2 separate regions of the Mus musculus genome follow, and region 1 is linked to region 2. The links are chromatin loops, found by intact Hi-C in ENCODE. Cell type or tissue: left cerebral cortex. All regions are shown on one strand. Links, peaks and the distances in the headings refer to the core of each region. The heading gives the core; the rest is flanking DNA. Region 1 overlaps Ikzf3 (IKAROS family zinc finger 3). Region 2 holds the start of Gm33099.

Region 1 (9,120 bases), core at 4,016-6,515, 200 kb before region 2:
GCGACATGGAAGGTGAGCTCGGCGCCGCTGCGCTGGGGGCTTTGAGCAGCCGGAGCGGCGCGCGCTCAGAGGCTCGGCTGGCTTCCTTCTGAATCTCGGTTTTGCTTCTATTTATTTCTTTTAATTTAAATGCGTGTCCGTTCTCAGACACCCCCTCCCCCAACTTGGGAAAGTGCTAAGTTCTCTTCAGTTTTATTTCTTGGGGGTTGTGAGACGGGGGCATATGTATGGGTCACCTTAAATCTGCAAAGGACAAACAGTCTTGGGTGTCCCTAAGTTTGGCACCAAACCTGGGACGGAATAATCTCCCCCTCCCCCGGGTTGGGGGTGGGGGGGACGCTCCGCGGTCTCAGTCTCCATAGGAATTAGTTTAATCTTAGTTACTTGAGTCTACTTTTCTGTAATGTGACTTTTCTGTGAATACTGTCTTAGTGGCTAAGGGCATATTTGAAAATGATTAGCAATTGTAGTTAGTTAGCTTGGAAATCAAATGAACTTAAAAAAAAAAACAAAAAACAAAACCAAAGGGGGGAAAAAACCCGAAACAAAAATAAGGCTCACGTTAAGGGTTTCATTTGAATTCATTTCGGAAGTTATAGCTTTGCTTCTCAGAAGCCTCGCAGTATGAACTTCCTTAAGATAAGTGCAATTTCACATTTTCAACAAGTGTTTCTAAAACTCTGAAGATGGAAGATGTGGCTCAACTTTGGGGGAGGAGAGGTGGCCCTGAGAAAATCAGAAGTTGAGCGCTGCATTCGTTTAAAGGAGAGAGATACTGACGCTTACCTAATTGAAGTGTTGGTCTGTAAATATTATGAATATCACAGTTACTTTCTTCATGATGGTTGAAGAATCTCTTTTAACACATGAACCTTGATCTTTTGGCATCTTTATTTAGTTCTAGTGTATGTGAAGCTATGAAATATGATTAACAAGTTTGGAACACAGTTAAATATGATAAAGCTTTGTTTCACAATGCAATTGAGTGGAACACAGCCCTTAATTCTCAGCTTGTGCATGGTATGCTGGTAAATGTGGCTTCTTCTTCTTCTTCTTTTTCTTCTTCTTTTTCTTCTTCTTCTTCTTCTTCTTCTTCTTCTTCTTCTTCTTCTTCTTCTTCTTCTTCTTCTTCTCCTTCTCCTTCTCCTCCTCCTCCTCCTCCTCCTCCTCCTCCTCCTCCTCTTCCTCCTCCTCCTCCTTCTCCTTCTTTTCTTCTTCTTCCTGCTTTGACTAATGTAAACATATTTTTTTCTCTCAGTAAAATGGCAAGTGGTAATGCAAAGCTTTTAAATGTCCGCTGTTGAATGATGCTTCAAACATTTTCTCGTGAAAAAAAAAAAAAAAACCTGTATACTTCTAATGTTTTAGTGTCAAAGTTTAAAAAATAACTTCAAATTGTTTTGACACTTAAATAATGATCTATGAAATGTAATATTTTACATGTAAAAGTTTCCTCATCCAAGAACAGAGGGGTGGGGGGGTTGGCATGGTGTATACTATAGGAAACTTTATTTTAAAACGAGCTCCCATGCTTTAATTATTACAAATAATCTCTTTTCCTGAAGTTGCTGGCCAGTTCTCCAATACCATGTCCTAGTTTTAACCGTGTCGTTTATTAGGAATAATGTAAACCCACAACTGGAGTATTTTTGTGCAAATGCTATTAGCTGATTAGTTATTCAAGATGCAATACAGACACTAAGCTAAATAGCTTACTTTAGGACATGGGTCTACTTACCAGGCTCTTCAGTAGGACCCATAAAGACTTCCTGAAGGAAAAGACAATGAAAACTTGTATAGTTCAGCATTTGTAGACTATACGTGAGACAAGAATGTATAGAATATAGGTTAATTATTTAAAGAAGTTATGAGTGTGGATGGCTAGATTAAATAGATACAAAGAGATAGATATCATATGGTATATTTAATACACAAATTCAGTCTTTAAATAAAAGCAAACTAAAAAAGGTTAATATGTGAGTTTGGTCATTTTAATGTTAGGTCCTTGAGGTTAGAATAGTTGATGTAGTAAAATAACTAAAAATAATCTAGACTAATTAGAATAATCTGGCTAATTTTGATTGTTTATTGAGACAATGCAGGGTTAGCCTTGAACTCACTATAGCCCAGGCTGACCTTGAGCTCATGGCAATCCTCCTGCTTTAGCTTCCTGAGTGATGAGATTATAGGACTCACAGCATCTTGTTGACTCATGTTTTTGATATTTAAAATAAGATACTTTGTACTATTTTGATATTTGCTGTTAGAGAGATTTGACTTGTATCATAGCGCTCTGTCTTACTGATATAAGAATGTATGTCATAAAAATGTCTGACTTAAAAATGCATTATATATATCTTCTCATGTCAGATGCCTTTGTTTCTGCCTAATATGCCACAGTTATTGTGAACTGCAAGAGCACACAGTTATTCCTTCATTCCTATCACCTTTTCACCCATTTATCTTTGCAATCATCAACAGACTTGGGGGGGCATTCTCTGTGTGGAGATGTCAGATGAAATAAGCCTTTAAAATAGAGACCTTAGGCTCTATCTATAAGGCTGTATCTTTTCATTAAAATGTAATCTTTCATGTAAAACTGAAGAGCTTACCAAATTAAAACTGATAGCATTTGTCTCCCCACAGTCAGGGACCTGGGGTATTTGTACCCAAGGCTAGGGACCACCGATGCTGCATGGCTCTGTGGCACTACGTCCGTCCATACTACCACAAGCAGCGGTTTTATCCGGAGTGGCTCAGAGAACAGGCGATTCACAAGGCTGACTTTCCCATGGGTTTCTTGCTTGTCCTAAAGTCTTCACGTTAACCATATGCAAAGATTTTTTTTAAGGTGTATCTCTTTTACATAAATTGTTTATTGTATTTCATATGTATTCATCTTTCTCCTGCATGTACGTATATGTAACACATGCCTGTCCGGTGCCCACAGTGCTCATGGAGGGCAGACGAGGGTGTAGAGTCCCGTGGGACTGGAGTTAGAGGTTGTGTACCACCACGAGCATGCTTGGAACAGAACTAGAGTCTCCTGTAATGACAGCTGTGTTCTTAACTGCTGAGGTATCTCTCCCATCCCAAATGTGTATATATTTTGTACAGCTTCCTGCTTTTTAAACAAGGTGCATATCAGGACATGATCTCAGTGCTTCCGGGTCATCCTATAGACTACGGGGAACCTGTTCTAGCTTTCATTCCCATGGGATATTTACAACAGCACAGAACTGGATGCCCCTGCATTAAATAGTTCTTTATTATGCTATCTTTTTTTTTTAAAAGATGTTGACTTCTGTTGTTTAGTTCAGTTTGTGGAATTTATGGTAGTCATTTTCTTTTTCCAGTTTTGAGTCCTTTTCCGTGTTCTAGATGTCAGGGATTAGCAGAGACTTAGCTTCTAGGTGGTGCTTTCTTGCTTCATAATATGAGTGTGTAGAGGTTTAAAATATCAAAGTTGAGCAACCACAGCCATAGAAGTGTCATGGGTTCTGGTAGGATGTGATGTTCTTTCTATAACTTAATAGTGTGTTTCACACTTCCACGTCTTTCCTAACAACCTGGCCCCCCACCCCCAACTACTCAGGTCTCAAGGCTCTGCTCAAGCATCATCACCAAGGACACTCTACTGATAACCTTTGATGATGTCTCTCTACTGCCTTCTGGTTCTCACCCCTAACCAGTGCCACACTCCCCTCCAGTTTTACCAAAGCCTTCTCCTTTCTGTAGGTACTTCTACTATGGTATATGAAAATGGTGGGTTGCTTTATCCTTCCTATGGGCTTCATGCTTTGCTGTTGTTGAAAGAGGGTCTCATGGTGTAACTTAAACTAGCCTCAAATACGTGATCCTCCTGCTTCAGCCTCTTGGGGTCTGGGATTGCAGGTGGCTACCACACTCCATGAGCGACTATTTTTAATAACTTATTTGTTTATTTTTGTGCTTGTGGGAGTGTTTTGTGCATGTGTGTAAACCTGTGTGTGCATGTATATGGAGGCCAGAGGTTGGTGGCAGGTGTCCCCCCCCCTCCCCCCGTGGCTCTCCCTCTTATTTTTGAAGCAGGGATTCTCAGTGGACCGGAAGCTCACTCATATCGTTGGAGCAGCTGATCAGAAGGTCCTGGGAATCCTCTCGCCTCTGCTTCTACACTACGGGGAATGCTGGCACACACTGCTACACATGGCTTCTTATGCGTGTGCTGGGGACCCAAGCTCAGATCCTCTTGTCATATTCTCATTCCTTAAGTTTTACTTCTGTTTGCCCAGTGCCTGGTTTGTAGAAGGCTTTCAGAGTTTGTTGTACTCAGCGAAGAAAGCAGTGCCAAAAATAGCTTTTATTATGTTCATTTAAATTTTCTATTACATTTAGCTGTGTGTGTGTGGGGGGTGGGGGGACACACACATGCCCAGCACACTGTAGAGGTCATAGTGTGGGAGTTGGTTCTCTGCTCCAACCACGTAGCAGTGAGTTTTGTGGCAATTACGGCTGTCTGATATTAAGCCCCTGGTTCTCAGAGCTATGTAACTTCCTTTGTTACACATAGCTTCCTAACTCCATCTTGGTACTGTGGGTGTTAGGTTCTAGCAGTCAAACTTTGAGAAGCACATGAACCAACAGTTTGCAAGAAGTATTTGTCTAAATCAGTTATGTGCAGTAGAGTCAAGGGAACCAGAGGGGAGAAACTATTCACAGCTCGAGCAAACCTGCATTTCATAAGCTTTGCTCACTCAAAACCCCTTACATCTGGTAAATTTTTATGTATGTATAGATAAAAAAAACAGGTATACAAATCATACACTGCATGGTAATAAATCGCAAATAAATTTATTTTAAAGTAACTACTCATATAATTTTATCATTTCTTAAGGCAATCTTAAACATTTCATATTAATGAAATGGATATGATTATTTTTACAGAAGAATTAAATCTTGGTCAAGTATTTAATATGGCAGGACAGAGTATTGTCAATATTTTCTGGACTTGATTGATTTTTTTTTTAAAATAGTTGTCAATACTGAAAACAGTGCTTCATATAAACACATAGAACAAAATGGCCAATGTGTTTAGGGCTATTTCAGAAATTATTGTCTAATCTCAAGCCAAAATTCACTTAGTGGTTGAATTCAGCAACTCAAACAGCAATTTTATAACTTATTTTCATTTTATTTTTTTATCAAATGTGTGTGTCTATGTGTAGGTGAGTGTAGTGCCTGTGGAGGCCAGTAGAGGGCATGAGAGCCACGGGAGTTGGAGTTACAGGAGGTTGTAAATCACCTTATGTGGGTGCTGAGAACGGATGTGCCCTCTGTGAAAGCGCTCTTAATTGCTGAACCAGACAACCCTCCAATAGCAATTTAAAAAGCCATTCACTCTACTCCAATCCAATCCAAACATACACCAACTTACCACTGATATCGCTGAAGAACGATGGTCAGCAAATATTAAAAGTATTTTCCCTAATTAAACCATTATATTCCCATAAAAGGAGAAAACTGTACATAGTTTAAAAAACAAACAAACAACAACAACAAAAGCCAGGTGCACACCTTTAATCCCAGCACTTGGGAGGCAGAGGCAGGCAGATCTTTGTGAGGCCAGCCTGGTCTGCAGAGCAAGTTCCAGGACAAGGGTTTCTTGTCATAGAGTCCTCCCCCAAATGAAACAAACCAACCCCACCTTGCTGCTGTAGTTCGAGTATTAAATAGACTCTGGCTTGGCCCAGGGTGTTTCAGACAACGTTGACTGGCTGTTGTGGCTTGACGGTATACACAACGCCAAGTGTCATGCGCTATGTTTAGAACCAAGGCTACCTTGAGATTGCAAGGTGGGACACGGCTGAGTCCTGCTACAAACACCGAGGATTCATTATACTTCCATTATGACTTAATTTGTGGTCATTGCATTCAGAACTGTTTTGCTGTTGCCAAGTTAGGGACTCCCACACAATCCTGTGACCCACAGCTTAAGGCCCATGGTGTGAGGTGGCTCTTGCTTTGTGAATCTTTGCATCAGGACAGGGGCATTTTATACAGTCCTAACAAACACACATCTGCATGCTACTATTTATGTATGTGAGTGTTTTCCCTGCAAGTATGTCTGCACCACGTGTGTGACTAGTGCTTGAAAAGGCCAGAAGAGAATATCAAATGCCCCGGAACTAGAGTTATAGGTGGCTGTGAACTACCGTGATGATGATGGGAATTGAACCCTGGTCCTCTGGAAGAAAATACAGGGCTCTTGATCTCTTTCTGCAGCACCTCCTCTTCTCCTCCCTCCCTCTCCTCTCCTCTCCATCCCATCTTCTCTCCTTCTTTGAGATAGGGTCTCATGTATTCGATGCTGGCCTTGAGCTGTCTGTGGCCTTGAACTTCGGATCCTACTGACTTGTCAATGGCTCCTCCCCCACTCTGGCCCCCCGAAATTACAAGTGTGCATCATCACACCAGGTTTACTTGGTCCTGGGACAGAATCCAGGGCTTCATGCATACTAGGCAAGCATTCTGCCAACCAGCTCCATCTTCAGGCTGTTTGATATTATTATAAGAATTTCTCTGAATAAATGAGAATGTATGTGTGAGTAGATACAAGGATTAGGATAACATTTTAGCATTTTCATACATTCTAAAAATGAAGTCAGGAAGCTGATAAGCAAGAATTCAAAAAAAATTTTTTTTTAAAATCAACCCTTCGAGGCTGGAGAGATGGCGCATTGCTTAAGAGTGCTTTTTGTTCCTGAGGGGACCAGAGTTCCATTCCCAGCCACCTGTAGTCAAGAGTCAGGGGCTCCAACACCCACTTCTGCCCCCCACTGGTACCTGCATGTATGTGCACCCAAGTGCATGGGCACACATACAAATAAAAAGAAATCTTTTTTTTTAAATCAATCCTTGCATTTGAAAATGTAGCCAGTTGCTTTGTCTCTTTGTAAATTATAATACATACAAAACATAAGACATGATAATTTGTTGTGTTATGATTTATAGATGTAATGATTTAAGTGGAATAAATCTTACTTCTCAAATTTGAATTAAAAGGGCCAGGAGCCCAGAAGACACAATCAAGTACACAGTTTCTGAGTATGCCAAGCCAACAGTATGGCATGCACAGCTCACTGGAAGGTAGGAATTTGTATTTGTCAAAGGACTTCACCAATAGCTGTTACAAACACCAGTGACCTAATATGTCCTGGTTACCTCTAAATAAAGCAGCTAAACAACATATGATAGAGGTATAAGGAATAAAATTGGACAAATAATAACTGATATATAATTCATAGAATTTTTTGTTGTTGTTGTTTTGTTTTGGTTTTTTTTGAGACAGGGTTTCTCTGTGTAGTCCTGGCTGTCCTGGAACTCACTCTATAGACCAGGCTGGCCTCGAACTCAGAAATCTGCCTGCCTCTGCCTCCCGAGTGCTGGGATTAAAGGCATGCGCCACCACTGCCCGGCTTCATAGAATTCTTATAGTTTCTTTTTTGTGCTTGTTTTGCTTTGACACAAGGTCTCATATCCAGGCTGCTTTAACCCTGCTATGTTGGGCTTAAACTCCTCATCTTTCTGCTTCTGCCCCTAAACCATTGGACCTACAGGTGTGTGCCGCCATACCTGCCTTTAGATTTTTATGAGGCTTTAGGTCCCCTGAAATTGGAGTTACAGAAGTGGGTGCTGAGAACCAAAGACAGGACCCCTGGGGGAGCAGCAAACACTGTTAACTGCTCCTCAGCCCTTCATTGTTTGACCAGGCTCTCATTGGGTAGCTCAGGTTGGCTTGATTTGATATTCCTGCTCCATCTCCTAAGTGCTGGGATTAAAGGCATGTGCCCAAGGACCTATGGATTGTATACTGTTAGTTCACCAAGAGTTAGCATTAGAGGCAAAAATGAGACACAACTTGTGTTTACTTTTCAATAGAGGCTGATGAAGCCCAGATGTGAGTGCAGTGTCCAGATAAGAGATGGAGGGAGCAGGAGAGCCTTGTTAGGCCCAGTTTCTCTCTGGCAGAGGTCATCACCCCTGGTGGCCCCTGGGACCCTATAGGTCCCAGGGGGATTACTACTGACTCAGGGGGAATACTACTGACTCAGAATGTTACATGCTTTCCCCTCCTACTGCTAACCTTGTATCTAGACTTTCCACCCTTAATCTATTTTGAGGATGGCTGCAGGAGTGATTGACCCACAACAGAATGTCAGTCTCCTACCCAGAACACTTCACAGTGTAGCTTCCTGGTGTCTTTCCAGTGGTGTTTTCTGTCTTCCAATATTGCCCTTCTGCGCCGCTGGTGTTCCCAGAACACACATTTTCTTTAACTGCCTATTTTTGTAATGTTTCTCTTCCAACTCACCAAGTCCAAATATGAACTCATCTCCCATCTCTCTCAAACCCAGACCAACTTTCCTTGGTTTCCCAACGCTGTTAAGAGCCCTGCCACAGGTGCAGCTCCTCACCCATCCATCAGGGCTCCTCTCCATGCTCTCTGTGAAGAAGCCGCTGCTCATTCCAGGGTTCGCTTCCATAGGTCAACGTCTAACCACCTGCAGGCTCTCACCCCATTTTATGTTTATATACAAAGTGTTTTTGCACGGATAGAACACACTCTGACTTGTCTAGGATTGTAAGTACCACGATCATGGAGAGGATGCTTTTCTTGTTCAGTTCACAACCAATTCTTTCACCATTATTAGCGTGCCTGTATCCTTCTGTATGGAAGTGTCTGTCCCTTGTAGAGGCAACTCTACAGATGCCCCTGTTGTCTTATGTCTCTGATTTCTAGAATAATGGTGCTGGTGCATTTACACTTTGAAATATAGGAAACTTATCTGTCAGAAGGCAATAAAATCATGACAATAAAAAAGATATACAAATATTTTTTTCTGAAGGAGGGTACTAGGTCTTGGTAGGAATGATTGACCTAAAAGGGGAGAAAACAACTTTCAGATACATAGTTTATTCTATCATGAGAGACCATCCAGCCACAGAGTAAAGATAATGTATATGAAATATATGAAATCAGCGTACTTAAAAAATAGACACAGAAGCCAGAGGGTGGCGCACACCTTTGATCCCAACACTTGGGAGGCAGAGACAGGTGGATCTCTGAGTTCAAGGCCA
Region 2 (9,120 bases), core at 3,387-5,886:
CACCATGTGGTTGCTGGGATTTGAACTCAGGATCTCTGGAAGAGCAGTCAGTGCTCTTTACCACTGAGCCATGTCTCCAGCCCCTGACTTTTTGATTAAAAAAAAAAAATGAAGATCATGGCTCCAGACAAAATTAGGGGGGGAAACCCCAGGTAGGGTTCCTGAGTTCCAGTGTCCTGGTGGGCTTTCTGTCTCTGGTCTCCTTCCCCAGGCCCCTCCTCTGGCAGCCGCGGGCCACTTCCCAGCCTGCAGCAGGAAAAAGAGGGGAAGCTCCTCCCCCATGTGAGCTCCTGTGGTCCCTGCTTCCCTAGAAGAAAGCTCTCCCCACAGCTTTCCAGCTGAAAGCCTATTTTCTCTCCTGTTCCCTGGTAATCAGAGGCTGCCGTGACTCCTTTCTACCCACCCCCACCTCCCACCGAAGACATTGAGTGAACCTGGCTTTCCTGTATGGTCCAGAGCAACTTGGTCAACTTCCCTCGACCCTTGGGTTCCACGTGCCTAAAATGGGGATGCTCCCAGAACCTCCATCCTAATATTCATGAGGATGGAATGGGATCTTGCCCATGAACCTGGACTGGGAGCTGTGGGTGAGGTGGAAGAGAGGGCAGAGTGTGCTCTGTGTGTGTGTGTGTGTGTGTGTGTGTGTGTGTGTGTGTGTGTAAGGAATGCAGATGCCAAAGCCCATGACACCAATCCCAGGTGGGCCACCTTGAACCTCCCTGTGCTCTTATTTCCCATCCATAAAATGGGGGTAGGTAGCGGAGCCTGGAGCCTGCGTCTCAAAGACATCTAGAGCTCTTGGAACAGTTCCCCAACTGCACTGTTTGCTGAGGTGTGACCAGTGGGGCCCCCTGAGGCTTTGCCCCTATGCTGTGCATGTGGAAGTAGGAAGTCACTTAGAGAGAGACTACAAGTGAACTGGAGGGCGGGGCCCTGGTAGTGGTTGTGGCTCAGGACAAGGCCCTGGTCCCCACCTGCCCATTTTGCTCACCTCTGGCATCCACCTAGACCTTGGCTTGGGACCACTCTGATCCCTCAGCCGCCTTTAGTCAATGAAGCAGCCAGCCCCCTCCCTGTGCCCTGGGTCCAGACTATGTCCTGGAAATAAAGCAGGGTCCCTGGGGCCCACTCAAGCCGAGGACTGCTCTGCCAGGGTGCCAGCTGGTGCCCACGGGGGGCGGGGCTGCGGTGTGATCATGTGGAAAGAGAAAGCTGGAAGCCCCCCTAACCTTGATGGTCACCACAGGAAACAAGAAAAGACTAGGGGTACCGAGGACATTTTCTAGGAACAGAAGATGAGATTTTTAAAAATTGACTTGTTCTGTGACTCAGTTTACCCCGCCATCCAAGGAACGGGGTCTTCATTCCCTTATCCCAGGGTCTCTGGGGCTCCAAAAGCCTTTGCATTGGCCTCGCAGATCCGTGCCTCCTTTCCTTTCTTAAAGAAACGAGGCTCACCCTCCTCCCCGCTCAGATTCTCTCCATAGAAGCTACCCTGGGGACCCGCGGCCAGGGGTAGAGAAGGGTAGGGGGAAAGTGCAGGCTCAAGACAGGCCCCCACAGGGAATGGGGATTCGTCTCAAGCCCGCCCAGGGTGCCAGTCCCTGGCCGGGATGACCCGGAGCTCCCGGTCCCTGCCCCTTTCCCGCCTCCTCTGGCCCTTTAAGAGCCTCTCCGCGCGTTGCCGTCCCGGATCAGCCAGAGAGACCATTAAAATTTTATGCAGAATGAAAATGGGCCAGGTCTCCAGCTTCCTCGCTCCCATCCAATGATTTATTACTCGCAAATACCACAGAACTAATTAGTATAGTAATTAATTAATACGCATTTGCATATTTGCATGTGCAATTAGTGCAGTGGAGTGATTACTGGGAGAATGAGGGCCCCGGATTGTCAGATGTGAGGGGGAAGTGGCCTGGAAAAGAGTTAGTGGGAATGAACTTTGCAGGGAGCGCCGAGCGGGAGCGCGGCCGGGGCGGGGCGCCGCGCGGGCTGCGGGGTGCAGAGCGCGGGCGTGGGGAGCGCGGGTGGCCCCCCGCGGCCTCCGACTTGGGGCAGGGGTCGCGACCCCAGCGCCCCGCCCGCCCGGCCGCGCCCGCCCCGCCCCCGCTGCGTGGCACAGCTCCAAGCGCGCGCCTGATTGTTATGCATTGTGTTTCTCGTCGCGAGCGGAGCCGGGCGGAATGGGGCTGGCACAAGCTGTCTCCCTGCCACGCGGCGGTGGCACCTTAAAGGCGCAGCGTCCTCTCCCTGCCGCCGTCCCCGCTGCCCCCACCTCCGAGCCCGGGCCCCCGACCGTCCCCAGGCGACCTCTGGAGGTCAGGGTGGGCGCGGAGGCCACCTGGAGGGGTGCAGCACGGGTCAGGGGCGCGCGGGGCACGTGCCACGGAGCCCGGCAGGCAAGAAGTCGGAGCTGCGAGCGCGATCCGGCGGCTGGGGCGCACCGGGCGCAGTGCCAGGCGCGGACGGGGGTGGTGAGGCGAGAACCCGGAGCTAGGCAGACGAAGGACGACTAGGAGAAAGAAGCAGCGAGTGGCAGGGGACCTGCTGGGTGCCAAGGGCTTTCTTGGGGGAGTTTCTGCGAGGCCTGGCTCCTCTTTCTGTCCCGGTTTACAGCGGAAGGAGAAGGAGCGATTGAGGCAAAGCTTAGGTTTTGGGACCAGCTTCTTCTAAAATCAGCTAGAAACCCAGAGCCAGAAGAAGCACTATTTCCTGGGGAGTAATCAGGAGGACTTCCTGGAGGAAGAAACACCTTCTGAGGGATGAGGAAAAGCGGAGCCGGTGGTCTAATGACACTATCCCTTTCTATATATAGAAGAAGCCCTGAAGGAGTCCATCTTATGCCCTTGAAGTTGGAACTACTCTGGTGTTTTGTTTTGTTTTTGGGGGGGGTGGGGTGGACAGAGAACAAGTCCTTGACACAAACATTGTCAAGGTCCCTCCTTTTCTTCTCCATGGCCAGGCCCTCTGTTCCTAACATCCCGGTCACCGAAACTACTTTAGAGAGAGGGGCAGTTTATAATCGTGAATTAGCCCAAGACCGAACCTCACACAACTTGGTTTAAATTCCGACTCTGGGCAGGTGAGCTGGCTCAGCTGGTAAAAGTGCTTGCCACCAAGCCTGAAGACCTTAGTTTGACCCCCCAAACCCCACGTGATGGGTAAGAGAACTGATTCCCCCAAATTGTGTTCTGACCTCTTCCACAGGTGTGTTGAGGCATGTCCTCCCTACACACACACACACACACACACACACACACACACACACACCAACCTTTGTTTTACATTGCTGTCAAGGGCTCTGATCTTTGATGTTTCAGGACAGAAGAACCCCCAACAGTGTTTTGCTTTGGAGTCTCACCCTGTAGCCCAGTCTGGCCTCCAACTGGTGGTCTCCTGCCTCAGTCTCCCAAAGGCTGGGATTACAGGGGTGTGCTAGCACACTCAGCGAGGGCCCTGGGATCTAGTTCCAGCTATGCCAGTCACTTAATGTGGAACAGTAGAAAAGTTGTGCTCCTGTGCCCCACCTCTTCTGCGGTTTCTTCTCTGGAAAATAGGAGGTTGCTCCACTCCTGGGCTGTTCCCTTCCCTCTCAGTGGAACACTGTCAAGAAGCTTGCAGGGCTGGGGAGTGTAGCTCAATGGGTAGGAGAAATCCTGGGTTTCATCTTCAGCACCAGACTGGGAAGGAGGAGAAGACATAGGAAGTGGAGTAGGAAGAGGAAGTGGTGGGGGGGGGGGGAGAAGAGGAGACAGAAGTCAAAACCACCTCCACCTTTGAGACTGAGGTGCCCTTTGCTGGCCCACCCTGCATCTCAGAAGAAGCAGTGGCTATGCTTGACACCCACCGTCCTGAGGACCAGCCTCCTCAGGACAAATCAAGATGTCGCTGCTTAAAGGCTGGCTTCCTGCCCTGGCTATGCCCACCAAAAAACCCTGCCCAGGTAGCCCTTAGTATTATCCCCTGTAAGTATCAGCACTGGTACTGTTTACTGTGAGCCTCCAGTGTCCCCAGCTCTGGTGCCAGGCTCAAGAGACATGCCAGAGAACTAACTGTCCAGTAGTGTCAGCCCCAGAAATCCCCAAGCCAGACTTATGGCCCTAATTTGACGGGGAGGTAACTGGGGGACATGGAAGCAGAGCCCCCATCGTTATTCCCCAGCCTGGGCCCCACCCCTTCCACCAAGCTCAGCCTCCTCTGTACCCCAGTGTCCTTCTGGTTCAGGTCACCCCCTCAGCTCCTTGGCCCTGGCGGGCAGGTAGTACTGTTCCCCTCTTACAGCCGAGGAGAAAGAATGTCATATGAGTTGATCAAGGTGAAAATGATGCCAAAGCCAGGGGTCTGCTGCCACTAACTCCATCTGGCCTTCCTGTGAGGACCTGGAGTGGGGGTTGGGGGAGGACCAGAAGCAAGAGCATCTACTGCCTATGCTAAACCCTGACAGGGAAGCAGAACAAAGACTGATGGCGGAGAGAACCCCAGGAACAAAAATATTTGAACACTGATCCAAAGCTAGAGGCAAAATAAGCCACATCAGGGATGGCCAGGGGCTGAAGAAGCACTCACACCTGTTAGCTCGTCTAAGGCTCACTGCTGCCCCCAAAGGCAGGCCTCGGTAACCGCCGCGCCCATTTTACAGAGGGGAAGGCCAAAGTTAGGCCATGTTGGGCTCAGTATAAGGTCCATCGACGTGAAAGGGGTATAGGGAGGTAGGTCTGTGGTTGGTCAGTTGTCTTGCTCTGGCCGTTGCTCCCCCAACAGCAGAGGAACAGTTCCTTGGTACCCCAACTGCAAACTAAGGCTGTATAGAGCATTGAGCCTGTTACCCAGCCTCCTGGGTGGTCTTCCTGGTGGTGGTGACTTTTAGGCAGAAATCGATAGAGGTGTGCTTCTGTGGGAGAGCATGGCAAAGGTTCTGAGGCCGGGAACAAGGTGATGATGAAGTACAGCAGGACAGGCCTGGAGGACAGCATCCGAGTGAGAGAATCAGGGAGGTGCTGTAGTGTGCAAGTACCACATCCAGGTGTGCGAGTACCACATCCAGGTGTGCGAGTACCACATCCAGGTGTGCGAGTATCACATCCAGGTGTGTGACTACCACATCCAGGTGTGTGACTACCACATCCAGGTGTGTGACTACCACATCCAAGTGTGCGACTACCACATCCAGGTGTGTGGTCAGGACAAGAAGTGTGAGCAGCCTGGGCCCCTCAGGAGAGGCAAAGGGCCCTGAAAGGTAGAAGATGCAGCAGGACAGGACTCAGCTGTGTTCTGATGCCCATCTTCCCTGGGTGATGGTGGTGCAAGCTTTACCCCAGCACTCAGGAGGCAGAGACAGGTGGATCTCTGAGTTCAAGGCCAGTCTGGTCTACAGAGTGAGTTCCAGGACAGCCAGGGCGACACAGAGAAACCCTGTGATGGGAAAGGATGAAAGTCACACTCACACATCCCGGCTGGGGGTGGGTCTCAGGAGAGCTCCTGAGCTGAAAGACTTGAGGACCAAACAGGGAGTCTACCACAGGGCAGGCACCGGTCTGATATAGCCATGTAGCATAAGACCTCATAGTGTTAGTAAAACAGAGCGTGCTGCACGGAGGAGAGGACCACGCCCCCTCCTCCAAGTCTGACTGATAAGGGCCACGCCCCCTCCCTCCAAGTCTATCTAACAAACGTGTGGTTTGTTTTGCTTTGGTTTCAAAGCTGTTCCCATTGCCCCCGTTCAGCCTGGACTCTATTTAGCAGGCACTGCCCTTGAACTTCTGATCTTCCACCTCTTGGATGCTGGGGATCAGACCCAGGAACTTGACAAACTTTCTACCAACTGAGCTACACCCCAAGTATCCCAGATTGACATTTGTACAAGGAGACCACTGGGCATGGCAGCCACTCTGGTTTGCCTGCCCCAGGAGACTCCAAATGACTCCGCTGCCCACTGTCTCTCTACAGCCAAGTAGTATGGGTGATGTGAGAGCCCCAGACTAAAGACATCACAAATGGCGACTGAGACAAAACAGAAGACAAGTGGGAGAGGGGGGTCTTCCAACAGGAGAGCAGCCCTGAAGGAGGAAGGGGAGGGCTCCCCGGAGGAGGTGTCTGGGGAGCCTCTTGGTGAGAAAGATGAATTTGAGTACTGGGAGACCAGAACCCATGTGGAAAAGAGCTCTTCCCACAAAAGCAGGGTGCAGCGGTCAAAGGTTATAGGGGCAAAGGTCACCGCACTTTTAGAGCAAGGGTACAGCCTGAGGTGACTGGCTTGGCTGGAGGACTTAGCCCCTCTTCCACCTGTCATTTGTCTCCGTCTCGGTCGCGAGGCAGCTGCGGTCTGATGCGCGACACTCATTCAGCTCCTGCTAGGCCCTCCCAGTGCTGGGTGGGACCAAAGCCCAGCCTAGGGCGCGGCCTGAGAAAGTGCAGGAGAACGGGACAGTGAGCTGGGGTCAGGACAGGAGGACCACCCGGAGGAGGGGACGACACCTCCCCAGCCTCCCCTCCCCCTCCCCAGTGGCACCACGAGGCACGCAGCCGCATATCACCCGTGCCAGCCCTCACCTCCCGGCAACGTCGCCGCATTCTCAGCCACGCCATCTGGCGTGCCCGCCGCTCCCCGGCACACTGCGGCGGGCGGGGGAGGGGGCAGCGGGGCAGGTGCCCACCCTGGAGCCAGGAGGAAGCGGCAGGTCCCCCTCCCCCAGAGTCCTTTGCGCTTGAGGTGGGACAGGGGGCTGGGGAGAGGGGAGGTGGCAGGTGCTCTCAGGCTCTGTGCATCCGAGCATCCAAGCATCCGAACTGCTGGAGCAGGCGCCCTCTGGGCAGTGCCATCGGCCCCTCCTGCCTCCTCCTCCCCCAACGCGACGCCTGCCAGAAGCTCAGGACTTCGAGGGTCTCCACTCCTGCCCTTCCCCCACACCGGAGGAGGCGGAGGCGGAGGAGGCCAGCCTCTCCTCACCTGTCTGCCCAGCCAGGGAGGCCCCCTGAGATGCATGGCTGGCAGCAGCCAGGGGGTTGGCACCTGGGTCTGACCCACCTGCTCTCTAGGCCTGTTGTGATGGGAGAGCAAATCTCCCTCCTCGCAGGGCCACCTACCAGTCTCACTTGGGGGCCTGGGGTGGCTGGCTAGCTGTCCTTCGGAGGGTGAGAATGGAGGGGAGCATTTACAGAGTCCTGTAGGAATGATTTATTTGGGGGACAACAAGGAGTGTAGAAAGAGCAGTTTTCTAGAACATTCTTCCTGTCCCCTGAGAAAGATTCCCCTAGTCTGTTCAGGAATGACCTGCCACCTCATCACCACCCTCTGCCCTCTCTCCTCCCCCATACTTACTTACCTCAGCCCTCTCACCCCTGCCCCTCAGGCCCCAGATGAAACAAAATGGCCGCTGCCCCTCTGAGGCAGCCATTTTAGGTGCCCAGACTGTGGCCTCCCTTGGGATGGGGCTATGTCTCCATGGGAACCTCCTCCGGGCCCCCCAGCTCCCTGCTCCCACCCTGAGGTGTGGGCAGCAGAAATGGAAGTCTTCCAGGCCTGGCTGAAGTGCCCGCCATTCTCCTTTGCCTCTGAGAGACCTGGAGGGGACCAGGCCCCTCACCAACTCCCTTCCCCCAATGCCACGGGGAGGAACAGATGGCATCTCTGGGTGTCCTTCTCCTTTCGTCTCCTTCCTTCCATTTCTGGCTCTTTCTCTCTCTCCGTCACTGCATCTCTGAGTACAGAGAGGAGCGTGCATGTCCCGGCGTGTTAATGCCTGCTTGTGTGTATGTGGACACACGTGTTGTACCTCTTTCGAGCTCATGTCTGAGGCAGGCCCACCCCACACCTCCCTCTGTTCCAGTTTCCCCCTGGTTTTTATTGTATCTTCTAAAAAAATAAAGTTGAAATGTGTCGAGTGAGAAAAACTTGTTCCATTTTTCTGAAGGAAGAAAAGAAGGGTCAGGAGACAGGCCCAGAGGGATCAAGTTCTCTGTACCCCAGGCTTGACCACCCAGCCCCCTACCTCAAGCCTTTCCCTATAGGAGCTTAAGGAGGCCGCTTAAATCTAGAGAGCAGACATGAGAGACAAGGGATAGAGGGATAGGTGGCCCTACAGCACGCGTTCTCTCTCTCTGACAAGGTTCTGCCTCACACCCAGAGGACCCCATCAGACCCCAGTGGGCTTAACCTAATTTTTGGTATGGGGAGGAGGCAGAGGCTATCTTTCTCTGTCAAGGAAGCATTCATCCACTTATTCATTCATACATTCACCCACTAATTTAACAACATTTTTGGATTCTTTGTAGACAAAACATTCTAATTGGAGATGAGCTATATGCAAGAGATTAATATTATAAAGCAAGTTACAAAGTGTCCTTTTTTGGTTTTGTTTTTTTTCCAGAGAGGGTTTCTCTGTGTAGCCATGACTATCCTGGAACTCATTCTGTAGACCAGGCTAGCCTCAAATTCACAGAGATCTTCCTGCCTCTGCCTTTCTGAGTGCTGGGACGCACAGCCCAGGGGCTAAAGGAGAGAAAGTGTCGGCCACCACTGTCCTGCACGGTGTCTTAATAATAATAAAACATGTTGGACTGGAGAGATGGCTGTTCTTCCAGAAGTCCTGAGTTCAATTCCCAGCAACCAGATAGTGACTCCCAACCATCTATCCTGGGTTCTGATGCCCCCTTCTGGCATGTAGGTGCACATGCAAATAGAGCACTCATACATTAAACAAACAAATCTTTAAAATAAATAAATAAAAGCTGGTATGTATTGGGAGAGTGTTTTATTATTGGCCCTATGCTAAACTCATTAACCTATCATGCTACTTAGTGTCAACCAGCAAGCAGCCCTATAAAGCAAGCAGACTACCACTTATAGATAGGGAAACCAAGGCTGAGAAGACTATCTCAAAGTTCCTTTGTTTGTGCTGGGATTCAAACCCAGGGCTTTGGGCTCTTGAGGCAAGCACCCTACCTTGGAGCTAAATCCCCAGTCTAGAATTCAGCATTGTCTTTTACAATGTGGTAGTGCATGTCTTTAATCCCAGCACTCTGAAGGCAAAAGTGAGTTCAGGTGCCACTCTGGTCTACATAGTGATTTCCAAGATAGCCAAGAATACTTAGTGAGACCCCATTTCAAAAACAAAACAAGAT

What was found. A loop is a pair of places that touch in the nucleus more often than their neighbours do. Peaks named below come from ENCODE experiments on the same cell type or tissue, not always from the same donor. Only the 100,000 strongest peaks of a DNase experiment are listed, where the experiment ranks them.
Region 1: a loop joins it to region 2, with 2.1 times the contacts of the local background. A loop is called at or near these places in 2 of 42 quality-filtered maps.

What each region holds. Positions count from the first base shown.
Region 1 is chr11:98,536,636-98,545,755 of GRCm38, reverse strand. Ikzf3 (IKAROS family zinc finger 3) reads left to right here. Exons shown (of 8, transcript NM_011771.1): 1 at 1-12. The coding sequence starts at 6. Among named protein-coding and RNA genes, the nearest start is that of Ikzf3, 4.8 kb to the left of the region's middle. In left cerebral cortex, for the core only: a CTCF peak has its summit at 5,231 (motif pointing right); no DNase peak of the experiment used is centred there.
Region 2 is chr11:98,331,919-98,341,038 of GRCm38, reverse strand. Gm33099 reads right to left here and starts at 6,585. Exons shown (of 5, transcript XM_006534642.3): 1 at 6,550-6,585; 2 at 6,283-6,347; 3 at 4,827-4,959; 4 at 3,528-3,680; 5 at 141-2,512. The coding sequence starts at 6,585. The coding sequence ends at 2,144. In left cerebral cortex, for the core only: a CTCF peak has its summit at 4,608; DNase peaks (open chromatin) are centred at 4,560 and 5,635.